Regions from separate parts of the Homo sapiens genome. Here region 2 is linked to region 1. Evidence: chromatin contacts called from ENCODE Hi-C or POLR2A ChIA-PET data. All regions are on one chromosome and are shown on one strand. The core of a region is the stretch at or near the end of the contact, and the rest is flanking DNA. Distances in the headings are between cores, read along the strand shown. Region 1 overlaps FOXK1 (forkhead box K1). Region 2 overlaps AP5Z1 (adaptor related protein complex 5 subunit zeta 1).

Region 1 (4,786 bases), core at 2,287-4,786:
CAAAGTGAGACCTTGTCTCTTAAATCAGTGAATAAATGAAAAGTCTGTCTCCTGTGCCCTTTCCCAGGAAGCGACTGGGGGATGGACTCTGGTAAAACAAAGGAACAAATCAGGAAAGAGGAAGACGTGGGAATCAGGAAACAGCCCTCTCTCCACCACCACCTCCTGAGGGGATTCCCAGGATGGTGGAGAAGATGATCCCATGGTCAGAGGGGCCCCAGAGGAAGGCCTTCACAGTAAAGGGAGAAGAGGCCATTATTAACCCCAAGAGCGGGGGGAGTGTGGCGGAAATAAGCCAAAAGTACAAGGAAGGAAATGGCTAAGCGCTACAATCACTACACAGTTCTAATACAGAAAACGCTCATGCAAGGTAAACCAGACATGATGATGTAACTTTACTGGGATGGGGAGGGGGGAAGCTAAATCCTTAATTTCCATATAGGAACCTCATGTGTAATATCTAAAACGGAAAAACCAAGAGACAGTCACGTACGAATACGACTCAGAGACACAGAAGTGAGAGAGAAGGGCTCAGCTCTGGGGAGCGTTGTGTGGGGGAATTTTCACTTTCTGAAATGTTTGCATTTTGTAAGATGCATATAGATAGATAGATAGTCTCTTCGTAATCTGAAAAAGGAAAAATAAACAAATAGGGAAAGAAAATTTTCAGAGGCGAATTTCTTAGAATGATCTTAAAGAATGTGTTCCTTTAAGATAAATCCGACATTGTAAAATGCTGGGAAGCTATTTTTAAAAATTAACTAGTGGATTGCTCCTGTAGTCACGGCTGAGGTGGGAGGATCGCTTGAGTCCCGGAGGTCGAGGCTGCAGCGAGCCGTGACCGGACCACTGCACTCCGGCCTGGGTGTCAGAACAAGACCCTGCTTCAAAACAAAACAAAAACAACAAAGGCAACAACAACCACAACAAAAACAGGCCCAGGCTTGTAATCTTGGCACTTTGGGAGGTCAAGGTGGGAAGACTGCTTGAGGCCAGGAGTTCAGGACCAGCCTGGGCAAGACACCATCTCAACGAAAATAAAAAATGAGCTGGGTGTGTGTGGTGGTGGGTGCCTGTAGTCCTAGCTACTCAGGAGGCTGCAGTGGGAGGATCGCTTGAGCCCGGGAGGTTGAGGTTGCAGTGAGCTGTGACTGTGCCACTGCACTCCAGCCTGGGCAATAGAGTGAGACCCTGTCCCAAAAAACAAACAAACAAAAACAAAATCAACCCCCCAAACCCAAATTGGAACCAGCATTAAAAATAATAATTTAGAAAATAAAATTAACTTGTTTCTGAAGTGCACTTTGCCCTGGTGAGAATAACCAGCATGGTGGCTTCAACAGGAGCTGCTCTCATGTTAGGCATAGACCTCACAGAGCTGAGTGGGTGCTTGAGCGGAGAGGCGGCCCCGCAGCTAGGCAGGTTCCGGGGTCAGCTCCGTGTCTGCAGGCGCCTCCTGCTTCCCCTGAGGCTCATGGAACCCGGAAAGGGCTGTCCTCGTGCGTAACATGCCCGCACAGAAGCCATGCAACAGGCCTACTCCACACAAGCCGCTTGTCACCCGAGGCTGACCTGAGAAGTCGGGCGCTAGGACCCTCCGAGATTACAGGAAACGCGGGCGTGGGGATGTCCTTTCAACAGATTCGGACAAACACAAGGACTTCCCTACCAAGCTTCATTCCGAACTCCCAACACTTTAGCGCCAAAGTTGCCCCTCGAAGGGATCTAGGCAGGAGGGAAAAATAAAAGGAAGACAGAAAGTCCCAACCTTCCCATGTGGAGGAAACAATAGTTACTTCCCCAGAGTTCTCAGCTGGGAAAAGACATAAGAGGGTGTGGTGGGGTGGGGAGGGGCAGCAAGGCCTACAGGGACAGGGACAGGCAGACAAGGGAAGAGGGACCCTCACTGGATTTGCAAATGCTGGCACAGCCAGCCCAGATCAGCCAGGCAGGATTCCCGCTAGGGGTGATTCACACATTCGCACCACAATCCTCCTGCAGCCCTGCTGAAAACACACGGAAGGCTGCAGCCACAAACTTGTGTTTTTTAATTATTAATTTTTTGAGACAGGGTCTTGCTCTGTTGCCCAGGTTGGAGTGCAGTGGTGACATCATAGCTCGCCACAGCCTCCAACTGCTGGGCTCAAGCGATCCTCCTGCCTCAGCCTCCCGAGTAGCTGGGTCTAAAGACATGAGCCACTGCACCTGGCTAATTAGCAAAAAAATTTTTTTTTTTAGAGATGGGGGTCTCACTATGCTGCCCAGGCTTGTCTGGAACTCCTGGCCTCAAGCAATCCTCCTGCCTCAGCTTCCCAAAGTGCGTCACCACACCCAGCCAACCAGAAACTTTGAAAGAGATGAATCACCCTGCAGGAAGCTACCAAAGTTGTCAGAAAAAGGAGAGTATTTCTAACGTAGATCCAATAACCTCCAAACTCAAAAGACCTCTAACTTTACAAAACAACATAAACCAAGTTAGGACTGAATGTTATCTAGCAATAAGACAGAACTGTTTAAAAATCATGATTAAAAGGGAAAGATTTTGAAGTCAGTTGCTGCATTTTTACTGTATATTTACATACTGCTGACCTTCGCCGAATTGTACGAGTTACTTTCATTTTTGATCTCCACGTTGGAGAAATCAGGAAGAGCCTTAAGAGAAACAGCTCTTGAAGTCTTGCCCTCATGAGCAAAAACAGTCACTCTGTGCAATGTCCTTTCACTGAATTTCAGCAGTTTTCTTAAAACTCTACCTCTAAGGAACACTTTTTAGACTGGTGTCTGTCTGATGGAACCTAGAAAATGATTAACTACTTGAATTCTTTCATTAAATACTTTAATTCCTTCCTAAAAACACTTTTTTTTTTGAGATGGAGTCTCGCTCTGCCGCCCAGTCTGGAGTGGTGCAATCTTGGTTCACTGCAACCTCTGCCTCCTAGGTTCAAGCAATTCTCCTGCCTCAGCCTCCCAAGTAGCTTGGATTACACACCTGGCTCATTTTTGTATTTTCAGTAGAGATGGGGTTTCACAATGTTGACCAGGCTGGTCTCGAACTCCTGACCTCAGGTGATCCGCCTGCCTCAGCCTCCCAAAGTGCTGGGATTACAGGCCTGAGCCACCGGGCGCCTGGCCTGTAAAAATCCTTCTTTGCAAAAAGGAAAGAAAAGGTCAAACTTCTGCTAAAGATAGCAGAATTTATTTCAAAGAGAGTTCATTCATTTTCTGGGTGGAGTACTTCAGGGCAGAAAAAAATAAATCAGAAACACACACACACACACAAAACCACACACCCACACCCATACCCACCCACCCTGGGAAAAGGAGCGAGGGCCTGCGAGAAACGGAAAGGAAGGACGCAGGGTGGCGCGGGGGGCGGGGGCAGGGGCAGCTGATCAGGGAGGCTCCCCCAGGAAAAAGCCGCTCCCAAGCCACTCCCGACTCCTGGGAATGAGGGGCCCTGGGCGAGCCCGGCCTACACCGAGCCAGCCACTCCACGGCCAATGAGGACTGGCGAGGCGAATGCACACCAAATTAGGAAGGCAGGCACCGCGGGGGCGGGGCGGCACTGGGAGGGGACAGCCTTGCAGGCAGCCAGCTCTTCTGGCCTGGCCCCGCTCCCACCTCCCGATCTGTTAGGGAGCGCAGCCAGAGAGGAGGAGAGTGGGGAGGTGGCAGGGAAGGGCAGGGAGTGTTTGTAAACACGCCGGCTCCACCCTACAGCAGAAACTCAAACTGAAAAGTATCTTGGCAGGGAAAACCTCAAGGGCCTCTGAGGTTTCTAAACACTCAATTGAATTCCAGGGTGCTAAGATAAACGGATGTAAACAGAGAGGCTTTTATTGTAACAATGGAAGGCCAAAAAGCCAGACAGCCAGTCCCTAACTTACTACTTTCTCCGCACAGAATTCTCCCCAACAAGAATCCGGTCTTTGCACAGGGCGGTTTCAAAGAACAGGACTGGGCGGAAGGAGGGGAAAGGGGTGGCCCCCCACCTTCCTGGCTCCCGCAGCAAGAGCAGGGCAGGTGCAGGCCCAGGGAGCTGCTCGCACCCCCTGACGGGGACTCGCAGTCACAGGAGGCCGCCACCCAGCTTCTCAGAACAGCTCCAGCTGCAAGAGCTTCAGGTGCTCAGTACACAATTTCTTTACTCCCAGCTATAAAAAAGAATGAAATCTTGACCTGGGCAGCAACGCGATGGAGCTGGAGGCGCTTATCCCAAGTGAACCAACTCAGAAACAATACCGCACAGCGCCTGCTCTTGCTTACAAGCAGTGGCTGAACAGTGGGTACCCGGGAACAGGAAGATCGAAACAATGAGAAACTGGGACTCCTAAGCAGGGAGGCGGGAGAGGGCGAGGGGTGAAAGATGACCTACGGGGTACGCGGTTCACCCTTTAGGTAACGGGAACCCCAGAAGCGCAATCCCCACCAGTAATATACCCATGTCACAAATATGCACGTGTACCCCCTGAAGCTAAGATAAAATAAAAATAAACAGTATTTTCCCTGCCGTAATTTAAAACACAGGTATCACTTAACTCCTTCGCAAACCACAACCTCTCTTGTAATAAAAGCGACTTTACTATGCAAATTTGGATTAACACTGGGAAATAGTTTTATTTTTTTAAGCCCCCTCCCGGAGCAAACCAAAACATTTTTCTTTCTTTCAATACGGTGAAACCCCATCTCTACTAAAAACACACAAAAATTAGCCGGGCGTGGTGGCATGTGCCTGTATTCCCACCTACTCTCAAGGCTGAGACAGGGGAATTGCTTGAACCAGGGA
Region 2 (4,792 bases), core at 2,228-4,727, 47 kb before region 1:
CAGCACTTTGGGAGGCCGAGGCGGGCAGATCACGAGGTCAGGAGATCGAGACCATCCTGGCTAACACGGTGAAACCCCGTCTCTACTAAAAATGCAAAAAATTAGCCGGGCGTGGTGGTGGGCACCTGTAGTCCCAGCTACTTGGGAGGCTGAGGCAGAATGGTGTGAACCTGGGAGGCGGAGCTTGCAGTGAGCCGAGATCGCGCCATTGCACTCCAGCCTGGGCAATAGAGCAAGACTCTGCCTCAAAAAAAAAAAAAAGAAAGAAAAGAAACAGGCGCAGCGGCTCATGCCTATAATTCAAGCATATTGGGAGACTGAGGTGGGTGGATCACCTGAGCTCAGGAGTTCGAGACCAGCCTGACCAACATGGTGAAACCCCATCTCTACTAAAAATACAAAAATTAACTGGGTGGGACAGACGCGTTGGCTCACGCCTGTAATCCCAGCACTGTGGGAGGCCAAGGCCTGACCACCTGAGGTCAGGAGTTTGAGACCATCCTGGCCAACATGGTGAAACCCCGTCTCTACTAAAAATAGAAAAATTAGCTGGGAATGGTAGCAAGCGCCTGTAATCCCAGCTACTCAGGAGGCTGAGTCAGGAGAATCACTTGAACCTGGGAGGCGGAGGTTGCAGTGAGCTGAGATTGTGCCATTGTATTCCATCCAGCCTGGGTAACAGAGCAAGACTCTGTCTCAAAAAAAAAAAAAATAAATAAATAATAAAATTAGCTGGGGGTGGTGGCACACACCTGTAATCCCAGCTACTCAGGAGGCTGAGGCCGGAGAATTGCTTGAAACCAGGAGGTGGAGGTTGCAGTGAGCCGAGATTGCATCATTGCACTCCAGCCTGGGCAACAGGGCAAGACTCTGTCTCAAAAAAAAAAAAAAAAATGGCCACTCCAAAGGCAGAGCAGCAGCATGAGCGCTAGTGAGTATATTTAGAGTTATTTCTTGATTACATGCTAAACAAGGGGCGGATTATTCATGAGTTTTCTAGGAAAGGGATGAAGATTTCCTGGAACTGAGGGTCCTTCCCCTTTTTAGACTACATAGGTAACTTCCTGACGTTACCGTGGCATTTGGAAACTGTCACTGCGCTGGTGGGAGTGTCTTTTAGAATGCTAATGAATTATAATTAGCAACTAACGAGCAGCAAGGATGACTAGAGATCACTGTCGTTGCTGTCTTGGTTTTGGCCAGCTTCTCTACAGCATCCTATTTTATCAGGAGTGTCTTTGGGACCCGCATCTTGAACCTGTACCTTGTGCTGACCTCCTGTCTCATCCCGTGACTAAGAATGCCTGTCCTCCTGGGAATGCAGCCCCGCAGGTCTCAGCCTCGTTTTTACCCAGCCCCTATTTAAGACGCGGTTGCTGTGGCTCCCACGCCTCTGACCTGAGTCATGCAGTATGTGGCCTTGGGTCTGGATTCTTTTGTGTCCGGAATTGGTGGGTTCTTGGTCTCACTGACCTCAAGAATGAAGTCGCGGACCCTCGCGGTGAGTGTTACAGTTCTTAAAGGCTGCGTGTCCGCAGTTTGTTCTTTATGATGTTCGGATGTGTTCGGAGTTTCTTCCTTTTGGTGGGTTCGTGGTCTCGCTGGCTCAGGAGTGAAGCTGCAGACCTTCGCGGTGAGTGTTACAGCTCTTAAGGCGGCGCGTCTGGAGTTGTTCGTTCCTCCCAGTGGGTTCGTGGTCTTGCTGGCTTTAGGAGTGAAGCTGCAGATCTTTGCGATGAGTGTTATAGCTCATAAAGGCAGTGTGGACCCAAAGAGTGAGCAGCAGCAAGATTTATTGCAAAGAGCGAACAAACAAAGCATCCCGGTGTGGAAGGGGACCCGAGTGGGTTGTCACTGCTGGCTCGGGCAGCCTGCTTTTATTCTCATCTGGCCCCACCCACATCCTGCTGACTGGTAGAGCCGAGTGGTCTGTTTTGACAGGGTGCTGATTGGTGCGTTTACAATCCCTGAGCTAGACACAAAGGTTCTCCATGTCCCCACCAGATTAACTAGATACAGAGTGTTGACAAAAAGGTTTTCCAAGTCCCCACCAGAGTAGCTAGATACAGAGTGTCTATTGGTGCATTCACAAACCCTGAGCTAGACACAAGGTGCTGATTGGTGTGTTTACAAACCTTGAGCTAGATACAGAGTGCCAATTGGTTTATTTACAATCCCTTAGCTAGACATAAAGGTTCTCCAAGTCCCCACCAGACTCAGGAGCCCAGCTGGCTTTCACCCAGTGGATCCTGCACAGGGGCTGCAGGTAGAGCTGCCTGCCAGTCCCGTGCCCTGCTCCAAAGGCACTCCTCAGCCCTTGGGTGGTCGATGGGACTGGGTGCCCTGAGCAGGTGGCAACACTCGTTGGGGAGGCTCGGACTGCGCAGGAACCCACGGAGGGGAGGGGGGAGGCTCAGGCATGGCGGGCTGCAGGTCCCCAGCCCTGCCCCGCAGGAAGGCAGCTAAGGCCCAGTGAGAAATCGAGCACAGCAGCTGCTGGTCCAGGTGCTAAGCCCCTCACTGCCCAGGCTGGCGGGGCTAGCCGGCGGCTCCGAGTGCGGGGCCCACAGAGCCCACGCCCACCCGGAACTCGCGCTGGCCCGCAAGCACCGCGTGCAGCCCTGGTTCCCACCGCGCCTCTCCCTCCACACCTCCCCGCAAGCTGAGGGAGCCGGCTCCGGCCTTGGCCAGCCCTGAAAGGGGCTCCCACAGTGCAGTGGCGGGCTGAAGGGCTCCTCAAGTGCTGCCAAAGTGGGAGCCCAGGCAGAGGAGGCGCCAAGAGCGAGCGAGGGCTGTGAGGACTGCCAGCAGGCTGTCACTTCTCACTTTCACTTAGCATATAATGTTTCTAAGGTTTATCATCTTTTCTGTAAATCTGAAAAACTATTCTAAAATTTCAGTTTATTTAAAAAAAAAGTTGAGAGCTGGTGAGCTTTGCCCTTTTCCCAGCTGCCTCCTGGAGGCCACCTGAAGGTTGCTCCTCCCTGGGCTGGGGTCATGCCCTCCGAGGCCCTGTGGCCATGAGCTCCTCCTTGTCCCTTGGATGAGCGGGACGGCCCTTCAAGTCACACTCCCAGTCCTAAGCCGGGCGCTGCTGCACAGGCTGCGGACTTAGCACCAGCTGGCCTGGGCGGTGGCCCCACGAGTGCCTGGGAGCTGGGAGCCAGGACACCCCCGACGCCTTCAGGTCAGGGAAGCCCCGCCCCAGGGCAGGAGGGGAGCTGCGGACTCAGTGGGAGACTCATTCCGAGCCTAGGGGCAGCCCCACGCTCTCTGAGCTTCGGGATGAGCCCAGCAGCGCCCCCACACCCACTGCTGCAGGCGGGGTCGTGCACCGCACTGGGAAGTGATCCCGAGACCCGCGCACTGGCACGCACGCCTTGGTATGCACAGTTGTACACGTGCGCTGCTGTTTCCACGTGGAAACACAAACACAGTGCTGCCGACGGAAGCGCCTGCCAGCGCCAGCCTTTCCTGCGGCCCCGGCTCAGCGGCCCTGGGCTGTCATCGCAGGCCGCGGGGGACACCAGCCGTCCTGGAGCTCGGAACGCGACCCAAGGCCCAGGCTGTGGGGCAGGCGAGCGCTTCCTGGGCTGGAACCTGGCGGTGAGGACCCCGCGGTTCGGCTCGGGCATCTGGGGAGCTCCTGAGCCCGCACGGTGTCCCCTGCTCCGTTCCTTGCGCGTCACTCGCCCCCTCCATAGTCCTGAGGCTGGGCAAGGGGCAGGACCCTGCAGTCGCCTTCAGCCTGTGGTTTCTTAGTCGCAGAGCTATGGGGGATTGGGGGCGGGGCCGAGGCCGGAGGGGAGGTGGGCGGGGCCAGAGCAAAAGAGGAGACCGGGGGCGGAGCCAGAGTGGGGAGGGGGAAGAGTTTGAGCCTGGGGGCGGGGCGTGAGGCTCTCGGGGCGGCGGCGCCCCCTGGCGGCTGAGCCCGTCCCAGGCACCGGGCGGAACGTGCGACACAGCTGTGCCTTGGTAGTCCGGAGGGTGGGACCACAGGGCCCAGGAAGGTGGCGGGGCTGGGGCCGCACGCCCAGACACCTCCCCTTCGCGCGAATCCAGTGTTCTGAGCTCCACTCAGGTGGCTCCCTGGGGCCTTCCCTCCGAATGGCCAGAGGCCGCAGCCTGCATAGGCCATGGCGCTTGCAACCCTCCCCCGGTCCCCTTCATCTTCAGGCTATTCAAGGGCATCAAAAGGGGCATTGACAAGCGCACCACCCAGAGCGGTGACCACACCCGGGAACTCGCGCCGCTGCCTTCCGGGCTGTGCACAAATGACCTGGTTTCTGTAGCAGCAGTGGCACGCCGGGCTGAGCCTCCAGGACTGGCAGCAGCTGCCAGGGGTTCCCATCCCTGGTCCTCTCCCCAGGGTGCAGGGCAGGTAACGGAACTGATCGCGCACTCTTCATACAGACGCTTATTAAAGGAGATTTACTTTTACTGCAGCTCTTCTTGCCCATCAACTGTCCAAAAACAAAAGACTAGGAAACAGACCCAGCAGCCTCCACCCGACCCAGCCACAGGGCCTCAAGCCTCCAATCAGAGCCGCTCCATGGCACCCCTCAGCTCAGCTCAGTGTTGCCTGGGAGCAAAAGGCTCGGAGACAAAGCCCAGAGGGTGAGCAGGGGGGCCAGCCCCGCGTGTCTGTGAGGGTGCCAAGCCCACCGTGGGCCTTGCCTCCTCTCCCAGGACTCCCGCGCCCTCCTGAGCTCCTATCAGCCTGGCCTCAGTAGCAAGCTGGCTGCCCAGGCTCTTAATCTGCACCGAAGTCCCTGGCCACTGTCCCTTCACC

Evidence for each region. A loop is a pair of places that touch in the nucleus more often than their neighbours do. ChIA-PET counts read pairs that join two places held with the same protein, here RNA polymerase II (POLR2A). Pooled maps may share reads with other maps.
Region 2: a pooled map shows a loop between it and region 1 (6-fold over the local background). The contact joins two enhancer-like sites. A Hi-C loop is called at or near these places in 2 of 168 maps with a recorded cell type or tissue (spleen and transverse colon) and 7 of 50 pooled maps. POLR2A ChIA-PET finds 5 or more read pairs at or near these places in 2 of 52 experiments (Caco-2 and activated B cell).

The regions. Positions count from the first base shown.
Region 1 is chr7:4,743,966-4,748,751 of GRCh38, reverse strand. All of the region lies in intron 2 of FOXK1 (forkhead box K1), which reads right to left. Among named protein-coding and RNA genes, the nearest start is that of AP5Z1, 29 kb to the left of the region's middle. RefSeq lists silencers at 3,300-3,349, 3,460-3,559 and an enhancer at 4,250-4,299. Within about 2 kb of position 3,536, at least 41 of the 41 ENCODE cell types and tissues checked have a DNase peak (open chromatin) inside an H3K27ac peak, as active enhancers do; they include transverse colon, where a contact is called at or near this core.
Region 2 is chr7:4,791,381-4,796,172 of GRCh38, reverse strand. AP5Z1 (adaptor related protein complex 5 subunit zeta 1) reads right to left here. Exons shown (of 17, transcript NM_014855.3): 17 at 1,776-4,792. The coding sequence ends at 4,788. Among named protein-coding and RNA genes, the nearest start is that of MIR4656, 5.1 kb to the right of the region's middle. RefSeq lists enhancers at 2,571-3,245, 3,350-3,429 and a silencer at 3,820-3,939. Within about 2 kb of position 3,477, at least 10 of the 41 ENCODE cell types and tissues checked have a DNase peak (open chromatin) inside an H3K27ac peak, as active enhancers do; they include transverse colon, where a contact is called at or near this core.